Linked DNA regions of Homo sapiens: region 2 is linked to region 1. The links are chromatin loops, found by intact Hi-C in ENCODE. Cell type or tissue: mammary epithelial cell. All regions are shown on one strand. Each heading gives the region's core, and the rest is flanking DNA. Links, peaks and the distances in the headings are about the cores only. Region 1 has its middle 190 kb from the start of LINC02879. Region 2 has its middle 18 kb from the start of MIR302F.

Region 1 (10,813 bases), core at 831-8,830:
AAAATTTAGCTGGGGGTGGTGGCGGGTGCCTGTAATCCCAGCTACTCGGGAGGCTGAGGCAGGAGAATCGCTTGAACCCGGGAGGCAGAGGTTACAGTGAGCCAAGATCGCACCGCTTCACTCCAGCCTGGGCAAAAGAGAGAGACCTCGTCTCAATAATAATAATAATAATAACAACAACAATAATTTATTAAAAGAGTGTGTAGAGGAGCATAGGTTAAAAAGAGATATCACAGGAGAACTGTAGAAATACTAAACTCCTGTTTTATGTCTTATATAATAATAATAATACTACAAATAATAAACTAAGTACCTTCAAGAGAAAATTCAATATTTAGGTATGTGAGATCGTAAAAAAAATTGGCAGTTTAAAATAATTTCAATTCTTAAGACTCAGATACAATGAATCAAAATTTACTGGAAGAATTAAAAGATGTAACTGGAAAGTCAATATTCTCAATCCTAGAGACTGTTCGGAGAAAGGAAAAAAGAGACAGAAAAATATATATGTATTAACTGACAATGTGAAACTGTTCATTAATCCTAAAAGAAGAAAAAAGGATTCTGAAACTAGGGAAAAGTGAACTATGCAAAAGGCTAGCCAATCTGAGAATAAATTACTGAAGTGATTATTTGTGAGTACCTTTAGAAAAGAGTGTACAGAGTTCTTGGAGTCAGTATTAATTCATTAAGAACAAGTTATGCTAAATACAAATTTCGCTTTTTAATATGAATAGTAAATACACAATTAAGGCAAATGCTTTAGAATACACATTTCAATAACAATACTTGAGGGTAGAAAATACATGTGGATTAAAATAATTATTATATTACAAATATTAATGATAATAATACTTTAGACCAAGAAAGACAATTCAACTTTCCATTTTCCTGTAGTGTCTTTTGGTTGATTGCTAAAATTAGGTAAATCTCAAAGGAGGTTTTTATGGCATACAGCAGAAACAGGTTAAATATCACATGTTAGTCATGGTTTTTGAGGTTTTTGCCTATACGTCTTTTAATGTATTTAAAAGCAACTTGTTTATGATGATTTCTGTGTAATTTTATATCTCCTTGCTAATTTATACCAAGATGATGATATGATGATGATGTAATCGGGGAATAAATAAATTTTATATAAAACTGTGTTTACTAAAAAGAATTAATAAGAATCTTGAAATATTTAATTCCTTCATTAGCATAACATTTAGAGTTCCCCTATTTTTGTCCTCATAATAGTATTTGAATGCTCCACATTTAGAATATCATCTTTGAGTTTTTGTGATATCATAAAATCCTGAGAAGAATATTAAAATAACTATTCAATATCATATATGGATTTTTCTATGGTAACTTTTTAATACAGAATATTTATATGTTAAAAATTAGATTTTGCTCGAAAAAATAATTTCATGATTTTTTTAAGAATACAAATCCAAAATCCAAAAAAGTCTTATAAAAATGCAAGAACCTATAGAGACATGTCATTTATACAAATACTTTTTCACTCAGCTGCTCACATATTTGAAAATATCTATTGAAAATGAAAAGCAAAATGTGGATCTCACTTAACCTTTCATATAAAATACACATTCTAATTTACTGAAATCAATTTACATTCCATTACAGGGGTTCAACATAGACATCTTCAAGTTTTGCTATAAGTTCTAAAAGACAATGGTATAGAAAGCAAGAAAAATAACCAAATGACACATAGAAATAATAGTAGCAAATGTTTGTGTTTTTCTTTACAGAATAGTAGTACTTTTGTTAGCATTTTCTATGCTGGCAAGTTTGTACCTTCACAAGTCTGTTAGTGGTACACAGTTTTTGCTGTGTTCTTTAATTATAGCTGTAACTTTATTTCTCATGCATATCCTTGTATGATTATATTAAATAATAGAAAGATATATGAGAGGCAATGTATCTATATCATGACTCTGATAATATTCTTGCCTGTCACCACAGAAACCTTGATCACGGTCACACATTTCAACAAAGATAGAAAATACAAGAATATCAAGACTTTCATCTCCACTCTAACTCTTGTTTTATTTTGACATAAAAACAAACATTTACTTGATGTTACTGCTTTACTTACATCAGTTATATGCATAGCCCACCTTTATTCATGTTTTGCTCTACAAAAATATGTCTTGGCAATGTGCACATTGGCAAATGGAATTGAGCCCAGCAAATGAGTTCAACAAATGTGTTGATTTTTCTTCTAAAAATATGTGCTAGACAGATTGTTGTAATTCTAATGGCCATATTATTATATTGTAAAAATTATGCTGACTCTGTCTCTAATAAATTTATTCTGTATAATTATTCATAGCTATCAGCTTAACAGTTTTCTAAAAAACTCTTCATCGACTATACCTTCAAATAGATTAAACTCCCTTTTATTTCCCTTGGCAATAGTGTGTTACATAGGTCACAATAATGGGATAACCTTTATGATTCATTTTATCGTGACTCATAACTAAAAAACAGTGCAAATGTGGCCCATGTTCTACTTTGCTTCATATTTTAGGGAAGTTTGAATTTGTTAGCAAATCCTTTTAGCTGTTTATTGTTTGAAGGCTAAAACATTAATCTTTCAACAGAAATAAAAATTGTTTACATACATGTGCCCATTTGCTTTGTTTCTAGTGATATAAAAACCACTAAAAATTAGCAATTAAGAGAGGCTACAGGACCGGGCACGGTGGCTCACACCTGTAATCCCAGCACTTTGGGAGGCCGAGGCGGGTGGATCACTTGAGGTCAGGAGTTTGAGAACAGCCTCACCAACATGGTGAAACCGATCTCTACTAAAAATACAAAATTAGCCGGGCATTGGTGGCAAATGCCATTAATCGCAGGTACTTGGGAGGCTGAGGCTGGAGAATTGCTTGTACCTGGGAGGCAGAGGTTGCAGTGAGCTGAGATCGCGCCATTGCACTCCAGCCTGGGCAACAAAAGCAAAACTCCGTCTCAAAAAAAAAAAAAAAAAAAAAAAAAAAAGAGAGAGACAGAGAAAGAGAGAGAGGCTGCATAATAGTGGATATAGAACATACTATAGTTTTTTCAATCATCCTAAAAAAATTTGTTCATGTTGCATTTTGACATGAAACTGTGTGACCTAAAACTAAAATAATACTGAATCATACTAAAGTTCTTTGTGTTAGAATTTTTCAGTAAGGAAAAAAATTGAATGTATACATACTTTTTTGTTGTTGTTTCTTACAACTTTAGTTAGCCATTTTCATCTAAACTCTTCAGGCTATCTTTTCAGATGTACTATAGATTTTGTTAATTGTCACAAAATTATAAAGAGTAAAATGCACACATATTCAGGGTACAGTTTGATGTGTTTTAACAACTGTATACAGTCATTTAATTAATATGCAATCAAAATAATGAACTCTGCTACCACGTTAAATTGTTCCCTTCTGCCCCTTTGCAATTAATTCCCATTCACCCTTCCTGATCCAGCCTCAGCCACTATTCTGATTTCTTGCCCCAAAGATTAGTTTTTCCCGTTCTGTGACTTCATGTAAGTGGAATCATACAATACGTATTGCTTTGCATCCTGCTTCCCTTGCTCAACATGTTTTTGAAGTTATCACGTCTATTATGTGGTACCTTCCTGTTGTCTAGTATGATTTTGTGTAAATATCCCACATTGTGTTTATCCAATCTTCTGTTAGTTAACATTTTTGTTATTTCCAGGTTTTCTCCCTGTTTTGGTTACTATGAATGAATATGTAATAAACATCTTTGTTAAAAGTTATTATGATAAATGTAAGTTTTAATTTACTTTATAGACTAAATAGCTGGGAATGTGTGCCGGCCACTGATTTATAACTCTCAGTTCCAAATTCACAAATGTAGCCTGCTTTGCGAAAATGGATCTCAGTCATTTCAATTGACACAATGTTAAAGTTTGTCAATAGAGGGCGCCAGGAACACATTGCAGGAGGAAGGGAGGTTGCTAGAGGGTGCCTCTAGCAGGTTTCTACCTGTGGGCAACTTCTCCAGCCTTCACCTCCTACAACACATGGAGCTAAAGCATCCAACTCCTGCCCTACATGACAGGCAGCAGCACCCAATAACCAACACCTTTTCCTGGCCATTTTGCCCTGGACAGTTTTGTAGGCAAGTACTTCCAATGAGACATCGCTCCAGGAACAGCTTTCCCCAGCACCCCTGAGAATAGTTTGTAGACCAACTCCAAGGAGTCGATTTCCAGCGGGTTTCACAGACACAGCAACCTCCGCTCTTCTTTGCCCAGTGAGCTTGGACTGCACCTTTTCCTGAGGTTCTTGAATTCTCTAGCTTGGCGCTTAAGGGTAGTGGCTGCCTATTCTATCTGCTATTCCTGTATTCGTTAGAGTTCTCTTTACTTATAATCTCTTGTTATATTTCATTATTTTTATATTAAACTTTCCCTGGACAAATTGTTCGTAGTTTCTTTCTTTTGATTGAAACAGGACTGAGAGTAGAATTGCTGAATCTTATAGTCAGTGTATGTTTAATAAACACATTGTGTCATTTTACACTCCTACCAAAATTACGGACGTTTTCTAGATACCCCATATTTTCTCTAGCATTAGATATTACGTCGTTTTCACGTTTTTTAACCATTCTAACGTGTGCTTAATAGTTTCTGTGGTTTTTGATTTGCAAATCCCTGAAGACCAATAATTGTTAAGCATCTTTTCATGTGCCTGTTGGCCATTTATATGTTATCTTTTGTGAAATGCCTTTCTAAATCTTTTGCCCATTTAAAAAAAATAGGTTATCTTTTTATCACTGGTTTACAAGAATCTTTGTATATTTAGGATACATGTCTATTGTCAGATAAATGCACTGCAAATATATTCTTCTCTACTCTGTTTCCTACTTTTTATTCCTTAGCTTTGTCATTCGAGGAGCAGAAGTTTTTAATATTGATAAAGTGCAGTTTACAATTCTTCAAATTTTAATGCTACTAAGATTAATCAAATTAATTAATCTACCTCAAATTAATGTTTGTGTCCAATGTGAATAATAGTCAAGGTTCATTTTCTTCCTCATATTGCTATCTAACTTATTCAGCACCATATGATGAAAAGATTTGCCTTCCTTCACTGAATTACACAGAAATACTTTTATTTTCTTCCTTGTTGCCGTTAGCTATTGCCAGGAGTGCAATGTTGAATACAAGTCACAGAACTGGATGTTTCGCTCTTTTTTCAGTTTTAGAGTAAAAGCATTCCATATTTTACCAATAAGTGGTTTTATTTTTACAGCTTTAATGAGGTGTGAATGACATACAATGAACTACACATAATAAAATGTACAATTTGATAAATTGAGACATATATACAGTTGTGGCGTCCTCACCACAACCAGATTGATAAACATATTCATCTCCCTCAAAAGTTTTCTCATGTAAACCATGCCTCCTACCCCTCCTGACTTTCACCCCTTAAGCAACCAACCATCGCTGTTGGTAAGTTTGTGTTTTCTAAATTTTATGTAAATGGAATAATACTACTTGTGATCTTTTTTGTTAGGCTTCTATCACTTAACACAATTATTTAAAGATCCATCCACATTGTTGCATGTATCAGTTGTTCCTTTTGTTTTATTGCTGAGTGATACTCTTTTTTATGGATATAACATAATATTTCTTATCCATTTATCTGTTGACAGATATATGGGCTCTTTTCCTTATTTTCCTATTATAAATAAAGCTGCTATGAGCATTCATGTGTAAGTTTCTGTGTGGACATATGGTTTCATTTTTCTTGGGTAAATGCCTAGCAGCTAAATGGCTAAGTCATAGGCTAGGGTTTAACTGAGCATGTTAAGAAACTCCCAAACTGTTTTCTGAAGTGGTTATACATTTTATATTCCCACCAGCAGTGTACAAGAGAATTTCATTTGCTCCACATCCTTGAGAATCTTGAATGATTAGTCTTTTAAATATTAGTCATTCTAATTGGTGTATACTGGTAGCTCATAGTGGCATTAATTTGCATTTCTCTAATGACTAGTGAGGTTGAGCATCTTTTCATATGCTAATTTGCCACCCATATATTGTCTTTGGTGACTTGTCTTGAAGCTTTTGTCTATTCTTTAAAAGGTGTTCATTTTCTTATTATAGCCTTTTCTGAGCTCAGACATATCTTTTATTGCAGGTGTGATTTGCTAGTCTTTTCGCCAATCTACGTCTTGTTTGTTAATTCTCTCAGCAGTTTCTTTTGAAGAGCATACGTTCTTAATGCAATAGAACATCATTTTTTTCCTTTGTATCCTGTGTTTTTGGTGTTATATGTTAGAAAACTTTGCACAATTCAGAAGGTGTGTTATTATAGATGTTATATTTGCATTAAGATTTATTTTTAGTTAATTTTTCTATGTAGTGTGAGGTACAGATGGAAGTTCATTTGGGGGCATATGGATATCCAGTTTTTCTAGTATAATTTGTTTCACTGAGATGTCTATTTCTTTATTTAAAAAATCATTGAACCATTTATGTGAGGACTGATTCTTGGATTTTTAGTAATTTCAAAAGATGTAGAAAACATCATAGTCAGTAAAAATTAACATCCAGTTATGACTTTAAAATTTGGTAAATATGTATAGAAAAAATTGATAAAGGACAGCCACAAAAACCTATACACACATTATGTGTAAGGGTGAAATATATTTTTAAATTATCTTTATATTCATGAAAAATCAAGAAAGATTGCTATCTAATCAGTATGGTAAAACAAGAAAATAATAAAATTACATGATTATAAAGGAAAACAAAACTCATTATTCAAAGATAGCATGATTATGTATATAAAGAACCCACAGTGATTTACAGATCAATCATTAAAATTTATATATTTAGCCAAATTATCAATGCACAGTTAATTTAAAGATCATTGATTTTCTTTATACCAGAGAAAACAGAATGTGTCATCAAAAAAATTATGTTACTGATATTCATCAACTAGGATCTCACAAAAGATGTACTCAAAGTCCAAATGAAGAAAATGGAAATATTTAAATAAATGGAAATATGTACCATGCGTATAAAGAGAAAAAACCACTATTTTGAAATTGCAAATGCCTCACAAATTGATTTATATATTCACTTTCATTCTAATAAAAATTTCAAAATATATTAATGGAAATTGAAATGAAATTTAATAATTTAACAATTTATATGTAAGAACAAATGGTACAGAATAGCGTAGTTGCTCCTGAGAAAGAAAAAAAGGTCAGTGCTTTACCATACCAAATATCCAAGTTTATTAAGTGAGATTGACAAGGAAATTGTGTACTGGGGCAAAACAAGACAAATGGATCAATGAGAAAGTAGAGTACAAAGAAATACATTCATATATATTTGGACAATTTAGATTTGACAAAGATGGCAATGAAGATTAGTTGTAGAACTGATGAACTATTAAATAAACAGCGCTGGTAAAACTGATTATTTATATGACAAATTATATTAGAGCGCTATATCATCCTTCTTTTGTTATCCATTTCCAAAAGAACTAAAGATTCTATTGTGAAATGTATAACTGTAATGCCTTCATAAGACAACACAGTAGACTATATAAACTTGAAATGGAAAAATGATTTCGTCAAACCAAATACAAAGACATAAAACATAAGTTAAAAGTTTGAGCATTTCACTTACATTAAAATTACTAACATATATTAACCAGTAGACCAAAAGGTGATCAAAAAGTGGAAGAAGACATTTGTAATATACAAATGTGTTTGTGTGTGTATGTACTTACATACACATATATGTATATTTTTATAATAGCTTAATATAGATTTGTAAAGATTTTATAAAAATGATTAACAAAAAGATACATAATGTGAAAAAATTGAACAGAGCCTTCTAATAAGAGGATATATGAATAGCCCCAACGAAAAATGTTAAAAATATTTAACTGGCAAAGTAGAAGTTAACTATAGTAAAATATAATTTTATCATCAGTTTAATAAAAAATAAAATGTCAAGAAATAGAAAGTGTTGATGAGCATGTGAGCAACAAGAATTCTGCTGGTGGGAATATAAATGAGTACAATCACTTTGAAAAATAACTTAACATCATCCAGCAAAGTTGAAGATGGGCATACACACTGATCCAGCAATCCACCCTAGGCATTCACCCAGGAAAAACCTTCCAAATGTATCTCAGAAGACATGCTCAAGAATATTTATAACAGCTTTCATTGTCAAAACAAAGTAAAACCAAAACCCTGAAAACAGCATAATCAATGGGAGAATAGATAAATACATTTTACAGCAATACTACAATAAATGCTACACAATAATGAAAATAAATTATATGCATCTATAGGAATCAAGATGGATGACTCTGAGGAATATAAAGTGGGGTGAAAATGGAAGTCCTTAACATGTACAGCTAATACCATTTATATAAATTTGAAAATAGTGGAAAATTGAAAACATTATTGAATGTAGGCATATGAAGTAAACCCCACAAAGTAGGAATAAAAGGAATGAAAAACACAAAGGTCAGGATTGCATATCTTTTGAATGGAAAGGTATAAAGCTTTAATTACACCTAAATTTCTATTTCTTAGACTGCAGTGAATATATTACTGTTCACTCAGCTTTTATGCATTTTATCCTACACATGCATTATAAATATTCTTGTATGTATTTAATATGTAATGTGTTTTTAATTCGTAATCTATATTTAATATATTACAGAAATAAACAGTTAAAATGAAAACAATGAAATAATATTTTCAAATTTTCAAGGAAAATTTAAAAATAGATTATCATTATGGGCATAAAGTACTATGTAAATATGAAGATAGAATAAATATTATTTTGGTAAAAAGGCTTTAGAGTTTTGTCATAAAATGTTTGTTTTAAAAAGTAGCAATAAAAAAATCAGCAAAAAAGAAAAATAATCCACATAGGGAAAATTGAGCAGTGTGGATTAAGTGTAAATTAAAATAGTGAAATTTGTGGCAAAATTAATAAAGCAGAAGTATGTAAATAAAATAAATAATTTTGAAGCCCTCAACATGAAGTGAAATAAATTAGAATTTGGAAATACAATGAACAATTATTTTAAAATACACAAAATATTACTAAAACATAGTGTGCTTTTCAAGTGTTAACATATATTGTACTAAATATATGTAAGACTGAATCAAAGGACATGTTAAATTTATTAGTGTGGATATCTGTTAGTATAAAAAAAGAGGGGAGAGATGAAGCATAAAGCTGGTGGCAAAGCAACCCAGGGATAGAGGATAGAGAGAAGCAAAGAAGAAGCCTCTTGTCTATTCACGAAGATGGACAATGTGATTAACTCAGCCATGTGTATCTTAGGTTAGAAAGAGTCAATGTAATACTGTACCTATGAAGATTTACAGTGAATTGAGGAATGTAATGACTTAATTCTCAATAAATCATTTTTTAAAAAATGAATGAAAACAATGCCACTTAATGTTTGGGAATACAGTAAAGAAAGTGGTTAACTTTAGATTTTATTAAAAACGTACAGTTAAATTGCATATTAAAATAATAAGTCAACCCAGGGTCAGGGATGGAAAGTGGAGGATGTTCCTATAAGGGGTAATATAATTGCCAATTAAATATGTTATTTTAAGTCTTAACCAAATCAATAAGAGAAGAAAAATAAACAACTAAACTAGAAATAAATTAAAAGTTTTTGCAGAGCAGAGGAAACAATCAATAAAATGAAAAGGCAAGACACAGAATGGGAGAAAATATTTGCAAATCATATATCTGACTCAATATTAACCATCACATCTGACAAGGGATTAATATTAAATTTTAAATGGAACTTACGACTCAATAATCAAAAAATCCAATTAAAAAATGAGCAAAGGATATGAACAGACATTTTTCCAAATAAGACATAAGAAATGTTCAAGAGGTATACGAAAAGGTGCTCAACGTCATTATTTAACAAGGGGATTTCAATCAAAATGCAATGTCATCTCACACTGGATGGCTATTATCAAAAAGCCAAAAGATAAGAGACATTTTTGAAAATGTAGACAAATGGGAAACCTTCCTTATACATTGTTGGCAAGAATGTAAATTGGCACAGCTATTATTAAGAACATTATGGAGCATCCTAAAAAATTTTAAAATATTATTATTATATTTCTAGAAATGTCACTTCTGGGGATACATGTGTATATATACGTGTTTATGTTTATGTGTGAGTGTGTGTATATATATAGGTCCAAAAAATCATTATCTTGAAGAAATCTCTGCAATCCTTATATGTATTGATTACAGCATTATTTATAATAGTCAGGATATGGAAGTAACCCAAGTGTGCATTGATAGATGAATGGATAAAGAAAATGATATATATATATATACACATGCTCTATATATATACACACTCCTTATGTATATGCACAATGTAATATTATTCAGCCTTAAAAAAGAGAAAGTTCTGTGTTTTGCAACAAAATGGATGGACCTGGAGAATATCATGCTAAGCAAAATAAGCCAGACACAGAAAGACAAATACTACATGATCTCAGTTATATATGGTCAAACTCATAGAAAAAGAGTCAAAGGATGATAACCAGAAATGGAGGGAGGGAGATGAAGTGTTAAACCAAGGATACAATTTTGCAGCTGTGAGATGAGTAAGTTCTGGAGAGCTAATGTACGGCATGATGACTGTAGTTAATAAGAATGTGTTAGGTACTTGAAATTTTCTAAGAAAGTAATCTTAAGTGGGCCAGGCGCCGTGGCTCATGCCTGTAATCCCAGCACTTTGGGAGGCCGAGGCGG
Region 2 (10,813 bases), core at 1,529-9,528, 1.3 Mb after region 1:
TTTATATTGTTTTACTATACAGTTTCTTACTGATCAATCTTCTTATTTCAATATGTTAATTAATTCTTCTACATTTTAAGAATCATTCAAATTTAATAGTAAATACTGAGGACAATGAAGATCAGTTGACTGAATCACGACATAATATTGTCCTGAAAAGATGTGATTTTCTATCATTGGGATGCAAGATATTATAATATTTCCTATTTGCGCAATAAAAATATCCAGCATTTCTATTTTAAGGACTCTGGAAATTTCATCTAAGCATCATTTTCAGTGACTGTTTTTGATCCAAAGCCTGTCAATTGTTACTTCAATAAACTGTTTTTGTGATGCCCCATGGTAAGTTACTTACAAGAGTGTGATCCTGAATAAACCATGGATTTTATGTTGTACTGGGTTACTGATTTGCCTGGTCAACTTGAAGTGATTTTATTTTACTAGATTTTATTTGTATTTTTAATTGTCTAAGATGAAAAGAAGGAAGGAAAAAAAAGAAGGAAGGGAGGGAGAAAGAGAGGGAGGAAGGGGAAAGGGAGGGAGGGAAGGAGGGAGGAAGGAGGGAGGAAGAAAGGAAAGAACTTAAAGACGAAAAGAGAAACGCAAGTCTTCTTCCTGAGGTCAAAGGTTAGCTGCAAGTACTCTGTCTCAGATGATAATACACATTAACTTGAGCTTGTAGATAAAAAGGATTGGTGAGTACTAAAATGATGTAATGTTTTTAGGTTCCTGAAGATGACAGCAAAATGGAGGAGGCAGTTAAAAACAGTGAAGAAATGCTCAAACACTGAACGAAAGTACCTAATTCAAATCCCAGTTGTTCCGTTGATAAGGACACGACCTTTGGTAACCTTCCTACACCTCTCTTTACCTTCATTTTTACACCTGTAAAATGAGGATAATTATGATACTTTTATGAATTAGACTACACAAAAATATTGTTTATATTCGCCTCTGACCTATAGTAAGGACAGTATTAGCATTTGCCATCAGTTATTTGTATTTTTAAAGTTTTTATTTGATTATATGATATAGTATTTTACCAGTGGCTTTTATTTCAGCTATCTTGAAATATATTTTCTTAATTTTTAGTAGTAAATTGTTCAGTGGGGCCATTTTAAAATGACTTCCCAAACTAATAATTTAATAAATTTAAAAGAAACTTGCATTGATCTGTTTTAGTAATCTACATGCCTCCTGAATCAAAATGATACTTCTAAATTTTATTTTGTTTAAATGCTTATAGTAGCTCTTGCATAATAAAAAAACCTAAAAACAGAAAATAAAAACACACAAACAAAATAACAACAGAATACTTATGATTAATCCAGACTGAAATACCCACATTCTATCTCATTTTATACACATGAAGTTACAAACATAACTTTTTAATTGCCTATCACTAATATATCTAGACCATACAATTTGCAGAAATAATTTTAATTTTTTAATAAATCTTCTGACATAGCATCACCATTATGCTAAAATCTTGATAATGTTTTTAAATCTGATTTTAGTTTATTTGACAGACAAGCATTGAAAACATATTTTTAATTAATGTAATCAATCTTTTTTTTTAACGTAAGTTGTGCTAACTTTTCTTTGCTTGGAAGCATGATGATTATAACACTGGAAATCTCACCATGTCAGATGTCCTATTTAAGATCATGCTTAAATTGCAAATTTTAAAACACAGACATTTTGTTCATTTTGTGGTTATACTTTCCATTCCACCTCTGTGATTCAAAGCACATAAAAGAATAAGTGTTCACAATAGAAATGACAATAAACTTCCTCAAGCAGTACTGCCCTAAAAATTAAAGCAATAATAAAAAATTTCTCCCCAACTCACTGCATTGGCTTTTTAACCATGATTCATATAAGGAAACACACACACACACACACCCCAGATTAGAAGAAGAAGATATAAAATCTTCTTATATATGTGGGGGTAAACTTTTCTCATATTCTACTGCTTATGACAGTAAAATCTTTTGGCAATTTATCAAAAACTCAGTAAATTCTTGGACTGTAAGCAATGACATACAAACTTCCAAAGAGCCACAGAGGAATAGAACATTGAATTGTTTATATCCTGGAATGAAAACAAAAAAAAACAGCTAGTGAGAAAGAGTTCCAAAATATAAGGAAACATGTTATGAAAGTTAGCAATTTTTGTTGTATATGTATTTTTTCAAAGCACATACAGAAAATCTAGTCCACATGTAACATAAAATGTAATTGAGAACCACGCAATTCATTCATAGAGACATACATTTATTCATTTGTTTATTCACCACACTCCCCACACCACATTCTTCCACTTTAAGATCTGGAGTTAGCAGAAGTGATTCCAACCTCACCACTTAGTATTATATAAACTTAAACTAATTATTTGTGGTATCAGGACTTCATGCTGTTGTTAAGATTACATCAAGTCATGAATATAAAATAATTAGCACAATCTCTGATACGTAGCAAATGTTTATTGTATGTTGTTCAATTTTATTAATATTTCATGCATGTTGTTGATCCATATATGATGTGAATTGGGACCCTGATCACAAGCTGAGAAGACTATTATGGTATAAAAGGAAAATGCATAAATAATGGTCATGCAATGTAGAAAGTGGAAAAGAAGGGCATAAGAGAAATATAGAAGCATGTTCTAACTTTACAATTTAGAAACAATAGAATACTTGTGGTATATAATATTTTTGACTTCTAATGTATAAATTTTTTCGCCTAAACTATATTTACCCTCTTCCTCAAAGGCACAGCTAAACATGACTCAGAACTTTTCTGATCTTATGTGGTCACCTACACTTTGTTGTTTAATGAAATATAATCTCATCAATCGGTTTACTCAACTTTATCAGAATAGACATATTGAAAACTTCCAAGCATGGTTCAAAAGGCCCTATAGATTGTGCATGTTAATTAATTGAAAGAGAGTAGACAATTTCAATGTTAGTTGACTTCAATTTTTGACCATTAGTAACATAAAACCCAAAGCTTTTTAATGACATGTCAATGGCCCAAATATTAATTAACAACAGGAAATCAGAATGTAAGTTTGCCAACTATTTCAAAGTTCCCAATAAACAGCATTATAAATATTACTAGGGACTCTAAATTACTAAACTCAGAATCTTAAAGAGTCAGATTTCTTAGATACAAATTTCAGGTCCACAACTTACTATCTGTCAGAACATGGGGCATTTGAATCACTCTTTGCCTCAATATTCACATCTAGAAAATGGTCATAAAATTATTATCAGTCCTTAGATTTGTCATGACATTAAAATAAGACAATATATGAAAGTATTCTGGAATGTTCTGGCAGGATTTTAGCTCAAGAAATTTTAGTTATTATTATTAATATTATGGATTAAATATCTGTATTTGCTCTTGTAATTGGCCTTTCAACTAAGAAATATGACACTGTCACAGAAATTCCATATTAGTAGAGATATTTCACTCAGAAAACTGAGCTGTTAATATTTTATTCTTTCATAACTTGCCCCTTTTTTTATTGAAAGTACCCAATTTTAGAAAATATGCTGCTGCCTACGAATCTCAATGCATACCTCATCTTAACTAGGGTATCTGTTTTATCATGGTATCTAGCTAGTTATCTCATCCTTTTTAAAGAGACAATGAGGCAGACCCTGTTCATGTACTTCATCCTAAACTAATTGAACTCGTTCCAAGACCTCTTTGCCATTCTATAAGCATTCTACATACTGATAGCAAGCCTTGCAACTCATTTAAACTTCTCACCAAACTAGTTTCCTATATTTTGTATTTCCTAGTAAGCTGCAGTTGTTTCAAACCTACTTCAGAGGGATAAAATTTATACACAAACATTCTTTTTTAAAACATTATAGACATAAAGATAATTTTATGATTACTGAACACATCTAGGGAAATTTTTACCAACAGCAGCAGTTAAATTTTGATTACAGTGTACTGAATCGTATGTATATAAGTTGTGATATGTATACATAGCATGAATACAGCTGGAAGCTTTTTAAAAATCACAACTGGAAAAAAAAAAAAGAAAGAGACAGAGAGAGAAAGAGACTTCATTTTTACCTGAGGGTCAGTCTGCAGAACAATTTCGATTTTCTAGTTTCATTGGCAGGTAAGATCCATGATGTTATTCAGCATGTGAGTGTCATGGCTTGTCTCATTTGTAAACTCCTCTTCATCATCCCTTTCATATTCATTAAAGAATAAAAGGCAATAGGATAGGATCATGGATAGCATTGAACATGGTATTTATTCAAATCATTCTGAGCTTGTAAAAAAATCACAACAACAGCTCGGTTTTTTTTTTTTTCCTTCCTAATGGATTTTCTGCAATTGTGGTGAATCATTTTAATTAATGTCTAAAGTTCCAGTTAAACTTATTTTTAAAGATATTTAAAACATTTTGCAGCATGATAATTTAGAGTAATCAAATTTCTACTCATAGAAAAAAACAGTGTTTTCATCATATATTGTTAGACAATCTGTGCTATTATATCCAATGCAATGATACAGAGCACACTTCAGCAGCCAGAGTTTATCTGCCTCAGTGCAAGATTTCACACATGACAGATTGCAAATTATTATTGTGTGGCTCTGTGATATAATGAGCTACCATTATTACATAGTAACCACTGTAGTAAGGAGATTTTCATAGGGCTGTATTTTTAATGGACTTCAGAACCAAAAACAGAACAAAAGCAAACACCCTCATTGAAGCATTTTTTTAAAGTAAAGACATCACACTAATTTTAATGTTTTATTAACTTGCTTTAGAAAACACTGGCTTTCTAAGTAGTCTACGTTCTAAATGATTTAAACTCAAATTCATAGCAAAATTAAAATTCATGGCTAAATATCTTTCCTTGATATGGAACTGGGTGAGAATGTCACTCATATCAACATATAAGATGTTTAAATCAAGATAAAAGGCTCACTTAAATCCAAATATGTTATTATTGATGTCCCAATAAAGGGTTTTTAATTACGTGGATTAAATTTCTCCCGTTGAAAATAAATACATTCAACAAGTATTCTCTGGGGAGATTGAGAATAATAGTTTGCTTTTTACATGAGCTTATTTCCAAATCAGGTGTATGAAAACACCCACAAAGAGAGAGGCAGCTATTTGTTAGTATCAGTTTTGTTCTTAAAAAGAGTTTGTGAGGAAACCCACTGGGAAAAAACAGTTTGCTCCAGCTGCTTCAGTCATTTTTCTCAATGATACCTACTGCCCCCTGCTGACTCATTACGGAATAAACCATTACATTCCTCTGGAAATTTAAACAAAGGCCTTTGAGTCATTAAGCCGGTAATGGAAGATATATTTGTTAAGGTTTGAAATTGCATACATCTTACTCCTCCCATTATGACGTATAGAAAATATTATTTCCATATCTAAGTTCTGAAATGTCCCTATTCAACTTGCATTTTGTGTGTTCTCAACTGATTTTCTAATATCCTCCCTTTCACCCACAGGCCAGCTTACGTTATAAATCCAAAGCTAGTGAAAACACAATTAGAGAAGACCATGTGAAGTGTGAAGAGCTTAATGTTTTAGGGCAATTGAGCAAGATTTATTCAGTAAATCAGAAATGTGTTTTCACTGCAAGTGAGTGTTTTATGGTGTTTCGCTTTTGACAGTCCGTTGTGGAACAAGATTGAGAAAAATTTAAGCTGGGTTTTGTAATTTATATGAGGATTGATGGATATTTTGTTTCCTCAACACTGATTAATCTGTGAAATGGAACTTACTTCAAATACACTGCAGAGTTGCTATTAAAAAGAATATATTATCCAAATTCAGGCCACAAGACTATATTACAGGATGGAATGTGTTTCAACAAATTACTGCTGACACTTTGAATAACTAGAGCCCAGGAGAAAGCCATACAGAAAATGATATTTTAGTAAGGCTTCCAGGGAGTCAATCACCAGTTTTCAGTCAAGAACATAATCGCTTGTTCTCTCTTTATTCTGAATTGCTAACCGCAAGAACTGTGTCTCATTAATTGATGACGATCTTTGAGATTATCTATACTTGTAATGTCTCTAAGCTATTTCAGCTGGAAAACTTAGGAGACTATGTTGTTAAAAACATTAAAAGAAAACAAAATCTCAGCTAGAAAAAGGAAAATAATGTATCAATTGTTATTAGCTTGCAAATGAAGTAATTACTTTCAATTTCTTGTATTAATCAGTTGTTTTAAAAGAATACATACATTATAAATTATAAATGTTGATTACTGAGAAGTAATTTAAATATTAATTAATAAGTAAATGCTGCAAAATACAGTACATAAACTTAATTTTTTAAGAGAGGTAATTGGTATTTAATTATTATATATACAAGTAAAGGATTATCAGGGATTTTAGGTAAATATATAACAAAGAATTCGATCAATTCTTATTTTTAAACATATTATTATTATATACAAGTACTAGTTTATTTTTGTTTGAGTAAGACAATTATGTCAATAAACAGAAGATATCAGTCTACCAGAAGATAACTGCCTATCAGAGGCATGTATTTGAAAACTTCCAGATGATAAAGTACCCTTTATGATGGAAAAAATAATTCCATTTTTACTCATGAAATTAAAAGGAGTTATAGCACAAAATATTTCATACTCATGACTCAAGAATTCTGCCCAAATTTATAAATTATTCTTGTAATATCCAATCAGAAAAGAACAGGGAAGACTGTAGAAAGAAAAAATCTACAAAGCTACAGCACTTACTCCAGCATTCACTCTACAATGTGCTTTTTCTCTAGTGCCATCTATTAAGTTTATTCTCCCCAAATATTGATTAAATGATTGCATTGTGTGCACACATGTGTGTATGTACTGAACGTTTCCAGGATAATTAAATGGACTAGTCTATGCATTTTCTTTCTAGATTTTAAGTGTTACAAATTATTGTAGTATTTCCTTGAATGCAGAAAAAACATGTATGTTTACTCAACTGACCTTTTCTTCCTGAAGAAAACACTTGTGTTAAAACTATATACTGCAAGTAATTGTATACTTTCTTGGAATTAGTTTTAACCTTTTACTGAGTTTTCATAGTATAAAAATGGAACATAAAATACTCATAGACCTGGAAGTTTCCATGTATCTCTCAATAAAAGTGATGAGAATTCAGGAGTGGAAACTAAAGTGTCTTGCTAAAACACACAGTAGGGTAATTTATTTTCATCACAGTTAATGCTATTTTCCTAAGTTTAATTACCTAGCATATCTAAAGAAATGCATTCTAAGCACTGACTTAAAAATTAGGAATACCAGATTCTAATATGGCCATGGTTTCTAACAAGCTGTGTATATAACAGCTTGGTAAATCATCATACCTTATGATCTTTAGTTTCCTTATCTGTAAATGTTGAAAAGGACTAGATTATTTTGCAAGTCACTTCTAGTGATATATTTCATTGATGAACATCAACAAACTTCCCTACATGGTCCACTTCCCAACGTCCTCCATTCCCCTAATTTGGCATAATCTGAATAAACTCATTTACTCCTCAGAATAATTCTCTGAGAATGGCATTGCTATCCTCATTTCACCAGTGAGAAAACTGAAGTTCAGAAAGGATAATAGGCTTGTTGAAATTCAAACAGATGGTAAATGGTGGAACTATTCATAACAATGAAAAACAAGACTGTCAGTGGGAAAGTGGGTTTTTAAGAACACAAAAATGCACGGGTGAATCATTACTATTACCATTTTAATATTGTTTAGTGGTTATTTTCTATGTAAATTCCATAGATAGATAGGTAGATAGATAGATAGATAGATAGATGATAGATAGATGATAGATATATATATATAGATAGATGATAGATGATAGATAGATAGATAGATAGATAGATAGATAGATAGATGATAGATAATAGATAGATGATTAGCCAGGCCTCTCCAGGGAAACAGAACCAATAGAATATATATATATAATTAGCTAATTCAATTATGGTGGCTGAGAAGTTCTTCCATCTGCTGTCTGTAATCTGAAGAACCCGGAAAGGAGGTGGTAATATAATTATGTTTGTATCTGATTCTGAGGGTCTGACAACCAGAGTAGAAGACCAGGGTGGTTAGGGGTGGGCAGTGCTTGTGTAAGTCTCAGAGCTGGAATGCCCTAAAACTAGGAAGTCCAATATCTGAGGACAGGAGAAAATGGAAGTCCCAGTTTAAGAAAATAGAGCAAATTTGCCTTTCCTCTACCTAATTGTTATATTGATCCCTCAGTGGATTGGATGATGTTCACCCACATTGATGAGGTCAATATTCTTTATTCAGTTTACCAATTTTAATGTTAATTTCTTCCAGAAACACCCTCACAGACATACCAGAGATAATGTTTACCACCTATCTGGGCATCCCTTAGTCCAGTCATTGACACATAATATTAACTATCAGATAGGTAGATAGATAGATAGATAGATAGATAGATAGATAGATAGATAGATAGACAGATCAACTTATAGCATTATATACACAAATAAAAATGTACAAGATAAGCTTGAACAAACACACTGTGTAAGTTCAGGAAATTCATCACTGACAAACATTAAAATGATAAAATATACACCTGTGACAATAATAATTCAACAAAACATTAACAATAAATTCAGTGAAGTTAAATAAAATGTTCTTGGGTTATTTGACATATCGTTGGGTTATTGGATCATTGGTGAAATTGATCAAAATGGACTGTGGTTGAAATAGATTCATTGTGGGTTTTCAGGAACTGAAATCAGGATAGGCCAACTCTTCTGGATATATGGGCTTTGCTGTTTCATCTCAGAATTTCTCAGTATTTAAATTATTTCTGTCATTTAATGGATTTTTTCACTTAGCAGTAGAATCTCATTACACTTAATTGCAACTAACCTGAATTTTTACCTTTTAAAATAGACTTTTCTCTTTATCCCATATTAATCTTCTCTAAATTTCCATTTCATTTGCAATTCTCTTTTTGGTCACCAAGAATCTCCAAAATGAAGTCCAGTTCATTATATGCCTCATTATCAATATTACCATAGAGCTATTATTGTAATTTACTCCAATGACTTTTGATGCCTTCAATTCAATCTTATTCTGAAGAAGCCTGGAAGTGCTAAAGCCAGATGACTTGGATCATTTTCAAAGCACAGACTAATTTTATTCCGATAGACAGTAAATCTCAGGGCCCTCCAGGAAAAATAGCAATCAACCAGGAAAGTTTTTTTTTTTCCTCTTCCTCTTGTTTTCTCCTTAGAGATAGAAGAATTTGTTTAAATTTTATATTTGTTTGTTTATTTGATCAGTGTTTTTGTTTCTTTTGGTTTTGCTTTTGTTTTTGCATTGAACCTAATGGAGATTAAAGGTCAAGAGTGTCCTGAAGGTTTACTCCAAATTACTCAGCTGTGTACTTTTAGTGTAAGTTTCTATACAACCTTATTTATTTCTATTCTTAGTCTTTTTAAGTTTTAATAATTTTACAATAAATTATTAAAGACAAGCCAAATACTTTAAATACCTTCAATATAATTTGAAGAATACAGTAGAGTGATTTCACTGGCAGAAATTACAATAGTAAACTTCAATAGAAAGTTGAGTTCTTTTAACTACTCATATCAACATGTTGCTGATCTCAAGGGAATACAGAAAAAATCACTTTTATAAAACTATATTTTTGATGGTACTAAATATTGTGTTAATGCCTCTTTTTTAAAAAACTGAAAATGTAAATCATTGTTTCAATTACCCAGTTTTCATAGTTGTGCTACCTTATATAATATAAATTAGATTTTCAAACTGTTTAGAATTCAATACTGATGATATTAATTAAAATAAAAAATTATTATATTAAAAAATAAAAGAACATTCTTCTGCATAATTTTTCTCCAATTAGACTCAACATTTTCATAAGAGAATTATTTACTCATTGGCATTTTACACTTGTATGATTTTAAAAACGGAAAGCCCTAAAGTATTTTGTATTGTAAATTTTGAATCCTAAAGAAAACATTAAAATGCGTTCAAGACAACCTCAGTGTTTTATTTTATTTATTTATTTATTTATTTATTTATTTATTTATTTATTTATTTATTTTAACAGAGTCTTGCTTTGTCACGCAGGCTGGAGTCCAACGGCATGGTCTCTCACTGCATCCTCTTTCTCCCAGGTTCAAGCGATTTTCCTGCCTCATCCTCCGGAGCAGCTGGGACTACAGGTGTGTGCCACTTAATTTTAACTTAATTCCATTTTTTGCCTCCCCATCAGACTGCAATTTTTTTAATATTATAATGATAATTTATGTACTTCAAACTGTGCATTATATATACTAGCCAATAAGACCTTAACATTACCCTCAGGCTGACTAAACTTTAGACAGGCTTAATTCTGACTATGAGTTCCTGAATCTTATTTTCTTTAGAAAACTTTCAATTTAGGCAACGAAAGTCAAAATTGACAAATGGGATCTAATTAAACTGAAGAGCTTCTACACAGCAGAAGAAACTATCATCGGAGTGAACAGGCAACCTACAGAATGGGAGAAAGTTTTTGCAATCTATGCATCTGACAAAGGGATAATATCCAGAATCTATAAGGAACTTAAACAAATTTACAAGAAAAAAAAACAAACAGCCCCAACAAAAAGTGGGCGAAGGATAGGAACAGACACTTCTGAAAAGAAGACATTTGTGTGACCAACAAACATAAGAAAAAAAGCTCATCATAACTGGCCATTAGAGAAATGCAAAACAAAACCACAATGAGATACCATCTCAC

The links. A loop is a pair of places that touch in the nucleus more often than their neighbours do. Peaks named below come from ENCODE experiments on the same cell type or tissue, not always from the same donor. Only the 100,000 strongest peaks of a DNase experiment are listed, where the experiment ranks them.
Region 2: a loop joins it to region 1, with 15 times the contacts of the local background. A loop is called at or near these places in 8 of 110 quality-filtered maps.

The regions. Positions count from the first base shown.
Region 1 is chr18:28,957,880-28,968,692 of GRCh38, forward strand. No RefSeq gene overlaps it. Among named protein-coding and RNA genes, the nearest start is that of LINC02879, 190 kb to the right of the region's middle. In mammary epithelial cell, for the core only: a CTCF peak has its summit at 3,949 (motif pointing right); no DNase peak of the experiment used is centred there.
Region 2 is chr18:30,275,792-30,286,604 of GRCh38, forward strand. No RefSeq gene overlaps it. Among named protein-coding and RNA genes, the nearest start is that of MIR302F, 18 kb to the right of the region's middle. In mammary epithelial cell, for the core only: a CTCF peak has its summit at 5,263 (motif pointing left); a DNase peak (open chromatin) is centred at 5,270.